Regions from separate parts of the Homo sapiens genome. Here region 1 is linked to region 2. Evidence: read pairs that join two places in POLR2A ChIA-PET (ENCODE). Cell type or tissue: A673. All regions are shown on one strand.

Evidence for each region. Peaks named below come from ENCODE experiments on the same cell type or tissue, not always from the same donor. Only the 100,000 strongest peaks of a DNase experiment are listed, where the experiment ranks them.
Region 1: POLR2A ChIA-PET joins it to region 2 with 8 read pairs; 10 of 35 experiments call an interaction of 5 or more read pairs at or near these places.

Annotation. Positions count from the first base shown.
Region 1 is chr5:139,284,543-139,288,542 of GRCh38, reverse strand. SNHG4 (small nucleolar RNA host gene 4) reads right to left here. Exons shown (of 7, transcript NR_182757.1): 7 at 3,643-4,000. LOC124901081 (a long non-coding RNA gene) reads left to right here. Exons shown (of 4, transcript XR_007058956.1): 2 at 3,233-3,295. It also overlaps a transcript of MATR3 not described here. Among named protein-coding and RNA genes, the nearest start is that of MATR3, 7.2 kb to the left of the region's middle. In A673, a CTCF peak has its summit at 145 (motif pointing left); no DNase peak of the experiment used is centred here; H3K27ac peaks cover 555 bases.
Region 2 is chr5:138,447,686-138,451,685 of GRCh38, reverse strand. No RefSeq gene overlaps it. Among named protein-coding and RNA genes, the nearest start is that of REEP2, 11 kb to the right of the region's middle. RefSeq lists enhancers at 1,621-1,710, 1,781-1,840. In A673, a CTCF peak has its summit at 1,570 (motif pointing left); DNase peaks (open chromatin) are centred at 1,515, 1,975 and 2,495; H3K4me3 peaks cover 753 bases; H3K27ac peaks cover 2,131 bases.

The DNA of each region.
Region 1 (4,000 bases), 840 kb before region 2:
TCTGCTTTCTACTCTGCAAGTCTGATTCCAACTGATCTTGTTCTCAACTATTAGATGAAACAACAGCCTCTGGTCCTTTGGCAGACAGAAACATGACTGCCTATCAAATCTCAGTTCAGATACACACCTACCCATGTTTGCATAAGGTTCTAATGCCATCTGGTGATCGTGCAGAGAAAGTCAAACTTTTTCAACGAAGTAATTATTTATTGAGGAACTTAGTGATGATGTGGGAGATTCAAAAGAAATATAACAGGTGCTTAGGGGCTTATCAGCAAAAAGACACAAAGGAAAAAAAGTTTGGTTTTTGTTTGTTGGTTTGTTTGTTTTTTGAGACAGGGTCTCGTGTTTCCCAGGCTGGAGTGCACTAGTGCCATCTTGGCTCACTGTAGCCTTGATTTCCTGGGCTCAAGTGTTCCTTCACCTCAGCCTCCGAGTACCTGGGACTACAGAAGCGCGCCGCCAAACCCAGCTAATTTTTTTTTGGTATTTTTTGTAGAGACGGGGTTTCATTATGTTGCCTAGGCTGGTGTCGAACTCCTGGGCTTATGTGATCTGGCTGCCTTGGCCTCCCAAAGTACTGGGATTAGAGGTGTGAGCCACCATGCCCGGCCACCAAAATTAATGCAAGATTTCATTCATCAAATGCCTATTTCATGAAGGACATTCTACAATGATGGAAAAGACAAACTTCCAGCCCTTAGGATCTTGGTTTGATGGAGATTGACAAGGAGTTTGACCTCAAAGTGGGCCTGTTTGTGAGCAGGCATGGGTAAAAAGCTGTATTCACATTTGGGTGTGGGAGTGGGTGTGCATCAGGAATGGTAAAGAATGGGGCCTTTCAAAGCAAGAATTGCTGGTGAGACTTTGAAAGGTCTAAGTGACAAGTTTGGTACAGCTTAATGATGAAACTTTTTTTTTTTTAGAGACGGAGTTTTGCTCGTTGCCCAGGCTAGTGTGCAATGGCGCAATCTTGGCTCACGGCAACCTCCGCCCACCGGGTTCAGGCGATTCTCCTGCCTCAGCCTTCTGAGTAGCTGGGATTACAGGTGCGCGCCAACATGTCCAGCTAATTTTTGTACTTTTAGTAGAGATGGGGTTTCGCCACATTGGCCAGGCTGGTCTCGAACTCCTGACCTCAGGTGATCCACCCGCCTTGGCCTCCCAAAGTGGTAGGATTACAGGCGTGAGCCTCCTCTCCCAGCCCTGTAATGAAACTTTCAATGCCAGAATAGAGTATGGATTTGAGATTATAATGAGGACCTTTTCCAATTTTGAGTAGAGGAAAAAGCAAGAAAAGATTGGGGACATATACTTTGACACCACAAAATCCATTAAAATATATTATGTGAATATGAGGAGTCCTGTCATCAATGACATTTTTCTTGAAATTTCTTTTGATGAGAAAATTAAGCTTGACAAAGGTAAAAGTCCTAAAAGACGACAAAATGGAATTATGGAATTCACACCTTTGAGGTCAACCATTTGATATTCAGCAGCCAACTAATATTTGAGAGACTATTTATTACTATTGTATACTAGGCACTTGCCAGTACATAATAGTAAACAAAATAAAACAAAATAAAAGGTCTCTGCTCTCATGGAGCTCAGGAGTCTAGCAGAATAGACCACTATTTACATGCTCTACTAAGCAGTTGATAACACATTTTAATTACCATTATTCCTTTTTTTTTTTTTTGAGACGGAGTCTGGCTCTCTTGCCCGGGCTGGAGTATAGTGGCATGATCTTGGCTCACTGCAACCTCCGCCTCCCAGGTTCAAGCAATTCTCCTGCCTCAGCCTCCCAAGTAACTGGGATTACAGGCCCGTGCCACCAGCTTGGCTAATTTTTGTATTTTTAGTAAAGATGGGATTTCACCAAGTTGGCTAGGCTGGTCTTGTACTCCTGACCTCAAGCGATTTGCCCGCCTCAGCCTCCCAAAGTGCTGGGATTACAGGTGTGAGCCACTGTGCCTGGCCAACGTACCATTATTCCTATTTCACATAAGATATCAAGAAGCTTGTCCACAGAGGAGGTCTACAGAAATAAATAATAAAATTAAAAAGTCCAGGCACAGTGGCTCACACCTGTAATCATAGCACTTTGGGAGGCCGAGGTGGGAGGATTACTTGAGGGCAGTTCGAGACCAGCCTGATCAACACAGTGAGACCCCATTTCTATTTTATAATAAATAAATAGCTTTTAAAAAGAAGATTGCCTATGATCTTGCAGCTAGAGACAAATGCAGAGCCTTTGAATGTTATGCTGTCTGCAGCAGAGTTGACACCTCAGAAATCTACTGGGACAGTTTTAATGCCCTGGAACCAGGTCATTTTTTAAGGCTACTTAAAAACAGAAAACTTAACCAGTAGCTGCTCTTCTAGCAGTGGCAAGAGGATGGGGTCAGGTCTTACAAAGGAGTTTTTGAAAAGGTTATATATGAATTTCAAAACTCTGTCTTTTGAGAGTTTAATTATAATGTGTCCTGGTCAAGATATCTTTAATATATTTGGGGTTCTTGGATCTGGATATTCATTTGTCTCTCTAGATTGGGGAAGTTTCCTTTAAGTAAACTTTCTGCCCTTTATTCTGCTCTTTCTGAAATACCCAAAGTGCGTATATGGGTTCACCTGATGGTGTCCCATAGGCTTCACTTTTTCATTTTTTTTTCCTCTGACTAATTTCAAGTGATCTGTCTCAAGTTCATTGATTCTTTTTTTGAGTCTGTTGTTGAAACGTCTGTGGAATTTTCCAATTTAGTCATTGTGTTCTCTAGCTCCAGAATTTGGTTCTTTTTAATGATTTCTGTTTGTTGAACTTCATATTGTTCATGTCTTGTTTTCCTGATCTCATTTAATTCTTTTTTTTGAGACGGAGTTTCACTCTTATTGACCAGGCTGGAGTGCAATGGTGCAATCTTGGCTCATTGCAACCTCCACCTCCCAGGTTCAAATAATTCTCCTGCCTCAGCCTCCCAAGTAACTGGGAGTAGAGGCCTGTGCCACCAGTAGAGCGAGATTCTGTCTCAAATAAAAATTTTAAAAATGTCTTGAAATTCTTATTCTGGCCCACAGTTTCTTCAAGACACAACAGGGCAAGCATTGAGGAATTTTAATAAAAAGTGATAAATCATATCATGGGGCAAGACTAGGGATTAGAATGTGGCATTCATTAAGGCTTTCCAGAGGAATATTTTTTAAAAATCTAAAAGACTATGTTTTGTTCTGTTAGGACAAACAGAACCCACTGCACACTACAGCAAGAGTAGCCAAGATGTTGACCATCTGAAACAAGGTATTTGGCATTTGAAATAGTTGTAAGAATCTGTAAGTAAGACATTTGAGTAGTTCCTTCAAGATGTTAGATTGAACGAGGTTGATGATTGAAGAAGCAGAAATTTACAAGACTTGAGGGCACTATACATGAAAGCTCCTAAACCAAACAGTACTTTTGGAGCCAGATTCATTCAGCACCACACAAGTTCTCGTGTGACTGTGACTTTGGGCAAGTAACATGTACCTTGTAGGGCTGTTGAAAAAAGAGATGTGTTAAATGTATTTAACATGGTCAACATGTAGTAAATAGTGTTGATATTCTATGGCGCCACATGTCCCAAAGTATACCCTAATGACAAAAAATCATAGATTCAAAGATTTTATTTTTTATAGAACCCCAGAATAATAACATATTATAATTATACACTTCAATCTGGTTATAAGTTATATCCTCGCAGCTACTTACCAATATGCCTGCTTGTAAGAGAGGTTCTTCAAGTTATAATTTACACAAAGATGTCTCACAAATTTTCTCAAATATAAAGATATTTACAGATTACTGAAATAAGTAACAAAAGCCTACACATGTGTTTTAGTTAACAGATGTCTGAAATCTAAATAGCAAGTCTCTGCAAATCCATTATTTTCTTTTTTTTTTTTTGAGACTGTCTCAGTCTGTCACCCAGGCTGGAGTGCAGTGGCACGATCTCAGCTCACTGCAACC
Region 2 (4,000 bases):
AAAAGGAGAGGGTAATTCATAGGGGATGCAGGGCTGGTAGGGTCAACTTGGGAAAAAGGTCAGGGAAAGGTAGATCATTGAGGAGCCTCACCCCCAGCCCCTGCAAGAATACTATGGGATTCCAGGATGTGGAGACTAGGGACTTTGTCTTTTTCTTTTATTTTTTACTTTTCTTTTTTTTTTGAGATGGAGTCTCACATCGTCGCCTGGGCTGGAGTGTAATGGCGCAATCTCAGCTCACTGCAACCTCCCCCTCCCAGGTTCAAGCGATTCTCCTGCCTCAGCCTCCGAGTAGCTGGGATTACAGGTGTCTGCCACCATGTCACACCTGGCCTGACTTTGTCTTTTTCAACTCCATAGTACCCCAGATGAAAATACAGGAAGGGTCAGGGGGCACCTGGAGCAGGCCTGGGACTGCCACTGTGGCCATCAGGGAGACCATATCCAGGGAATGTCACAGCTATATGAGCTTCCCTGCCTCTGGACCCAACTTCTCCTTCCTACCTCCCCGCCCCAGTCCCCATCCCTTGCTGCCTCAGGGGTCCCTCTCCCCTCTTGATCCTGAATTCAGCTCCAGCAGCCTCTCTAGATGCCATTTCAGAAGCCCAGGTTGGGGCCAAGTGCGGTGGCTCACGTCTTTAATCCCAGCACTTTGGGAGGTGGGCGGATCACTTGAGGCCAGGAGTTCGAGACCAGCCTGGCCAACATGGCAAAATCCCATCTCTATTAAAAAGGAAAAAAAGGCCGGGCGCGGTGGCTCACGCCTGTAATTCCAGCACTTTGGGAGGCCGAGGCGGGCGGATCACGAGGTCAAGAGATTGAGACCATCCTGGCTAACACGGTGAAACCCCGTCTTCACTAAAAATACAAAAAATTATCCGGGCGTTGTGGCGGGTGTCTGTAGTCCCAGCTACTCCGGAGGCTGAGGCAGGAGAATGGCGTGAGCCCAGGAGGTGGAGCTTGCAGCGAGCCGAGATCGCGCCACTGCACTCCAGCCTGGGCGACAGAGCGAGACTCCATATTAAAAAAAAAAAAAAAAAAAAAAAAGCAAAAAGTAGCCAGGCATGGTGGCCTGTGCCTGTAATCCCAGCCACTTGGGAGACTGAGGCAGGAGAATCTCGTGAACTCAGGAGGCGTAGGTTGTAGTAAGCCAAGATCGCGCCACTGCACTCCAGCCTGGGCGACAGAGCTCCGAGACTCTGTCTCAAAAAAAAAAAAAAAAAAATCATCCCAGGGTGAGCTTGGCAATTTATCTGTTCGGGGGAGGGTGCTTGCTGGGTGCTGGAACCTCACTGCAAGTGGGGGGCTTCTTCTAGGTCTGACCATCTCCTGGGGCAGTAGGTGTGCACACAGACTGGGCTTAGGGGGAGACTGCTGGAGAACCCACAGCTGTCCTGTTCACCCACAAGAATGCTTTCTTCATGAACCTCCAACTCCAGGGAGCGGAGGATGAGGCACTCTGCTCACCAAACCTGGAGCCTACTGGCCGCGGGAGAGGATTGTCCGCGGGGCCGGGGAATCCCACATAGGGAGGCAGCTGCGCCACCTAGTGGGCTTTTCCATCCTCGCAGGCATCCCTCCCACGCCTCGCCGCCTCCAGCCTGGATATGGCACCGTTTCAGGCAGGACACACACAAAAGCCGCTGTCCGGTAAGGACAGGAGATGCCCTCCTCCTCCCGACGGACCTGACCCAGCTCAGAGAGGGAGAAACTGGGGGGATGTGGGAGGGGGGTGATCGTGCACTGGCGGAAATTGAAGATAGTGGGGAAGCCAGGAGGGGCTTTGGGCCTGCAAACAGCCTCTCCCTGTCATTCTGGATGCCACAGATATGGGGACCATGGCTCAGAGCCCCCAAGGCCCTCCCTTCTGTGCCCGCCCTACCTCCCTCCAGGCCAAGCAAAGCTGGGCTCAGCTCTGCCGATCAAGGGAGAGCTGGCAGAGGCTGGATGGAGCTGCTGGCTTTCCTCTGACGTCACAGCCTGGAAATCCCATTTTAAGCAGGTTCTCTGGGTGTAGGGCACCCACAAGAAAGGGAGGGGGGGCCAGCTGAAGAAGCTAGAGACCTGAGGCTGTTATAGTCAGGTACCTCAGGCCTGGAGGGCTGCCCAGCGATCCCAAGGAGGCCTGGGCATGGGACCCAGCGCTAGCCTGCCCCAGTCCCTACCCAAAGCTAATACCTCTCAAAGGCTCCTGGGGACCCAGGCAGTGATCGAGCACCCTCCACATAGCTCTGGCCATCCACCTATTTCTGACATCTCTTTCCCACTACCCTGGCTTGGAGAGATCTACGGAGGCAGAGGGGAAAGGGGAGAGGGGAGATTGTCCCAGGGAATGAGGGGACAGCAAGGGGTCACCTAGGCCCAGATGTGTGCCACCAGCCAGCCTCTTTCCCAGGAGCCTTTCCACCCGTTCTTCTTGTCACCCTCCATCTCTTCTCTCCTCTGCACCACAGGGGGCAGGCCCTGTGCCCAGAGTTCTAGAAGCCTGAATGTTTCCATAGCAACAAACCAATGAGCTTGGAAATCTGAGCATGTTCCTGTGGACACAGGGAACCCCTGATGTGCACGGAGAGCTTGACAATGCAGAATCTGGATGTGACCTGCCTAGCCACCAGTCACTGTAGATGTGAGCATGCTCCTCCTGAGTGTGAGCCAGTGTGTGTGTTTGTGTGTGTGTGGTATGCAGCAAATGAGATTTAGGTTAAAGAGCGCCTAACCTGGTTTCCTGGGCATATGGTAGCTGTTAGCGTGGGACTGCAGCATCTTACTCTCTGGGGACTTTTCTAGAATGAATCCCTCCCCTAAATTTTACTGTGGTAGCTTCCTCTCCTTTCCGATGGAAAAATGAGCCAAAATTGCTGAGAGGCTGATGGTGAAGGTGATGCCCCTCAGAGGGCTGGTTGACTGGAGGATTCCAAGGAAAGACAAAAGGGACACCTCACATCCCCCACTGTGACCTCACTTCAGGGGGCTCTTGGCTAGCTTGGCTCAAGTGTGGAAGGTGCACATGCCCTGTGATGCCAGGGAAGGAGGAGGAAAGCCTAGTGTAGGGGCGCTTTGCCAAACTTGGGGTCCAGAGCCTGGGTCTGGGTCCTACTCATACCCCCTACCCACCCCATGGTCTGCTTCGTTCATTTTCCTTCCACAGGCTGAGCTATTTCTCTGATCCCCTTTTTCCTCCCTTACGGCTCTTTTCCTTAGTCTCTCCTCCGTACCTGCCTCTGCTCCTCTGCCAGCCTTTCCCTCCCCCTGGGTTCCGGCTTCCCGGGGGCTCATCCCCAGTCAGTTGTGCTTCTTGGCCCCTGGAGCTCTGGCTCTGCGTCCCAGGGCTCGGACCCCATGCCCTGCAGCTCCCTTCTCCTCCTTTCCTCCAACCTAGCCCAGTAGTCAGGGCTGGACCTCTGCCTTTCCTGGTGCCACACAGGCTGTGCCTCTTTGTCTCAGCCCTTGGTTCCCTCTCTGTCCCCAGGGCTGGTTTCTTCACAAGCCCTTGTCCTGTCTTCCCCATCTCTGCTTCTTCGCTCAACCTCTCTGGCTCAACCCCCTTTGGTCTTTCTAGGCACAGTCCCCGAGGCCTGCCCCACAGCTCCATATCCTATCCTCTGTCCCCTGGGGGCCTCACTGGGATCTTTGTCCCCCAGAGCCTACACCTAGCACTTTCTGTTGGATACCAGAAGGTCCACTCAAGACTTGGGGTAAGATTCTGAGGGAAAAGACAGTCCTTGGGGTTGGGGCCCCTGGCCCTTCTTAGGCCTCTGGTTTTTATTTATTATTATTATTTTTTAAATAGAGACATGGCTGGGCGCGGTGTCTCACGCCTGTAATCCCAGCACTTTGGGAGGCCGAGGCGGGCAGATCACTTGAGGTCAGGAGTTCGAGACCAGCCTGGCCAACATGGTGAAACCCAGTCTCTACTAAAAATACAAAAATTAGCTGGGCATGGTGGCGCATGACTGTAATTCCAGCTACTTGGGAGGCTGAGGCATGAGAATCATTTGAA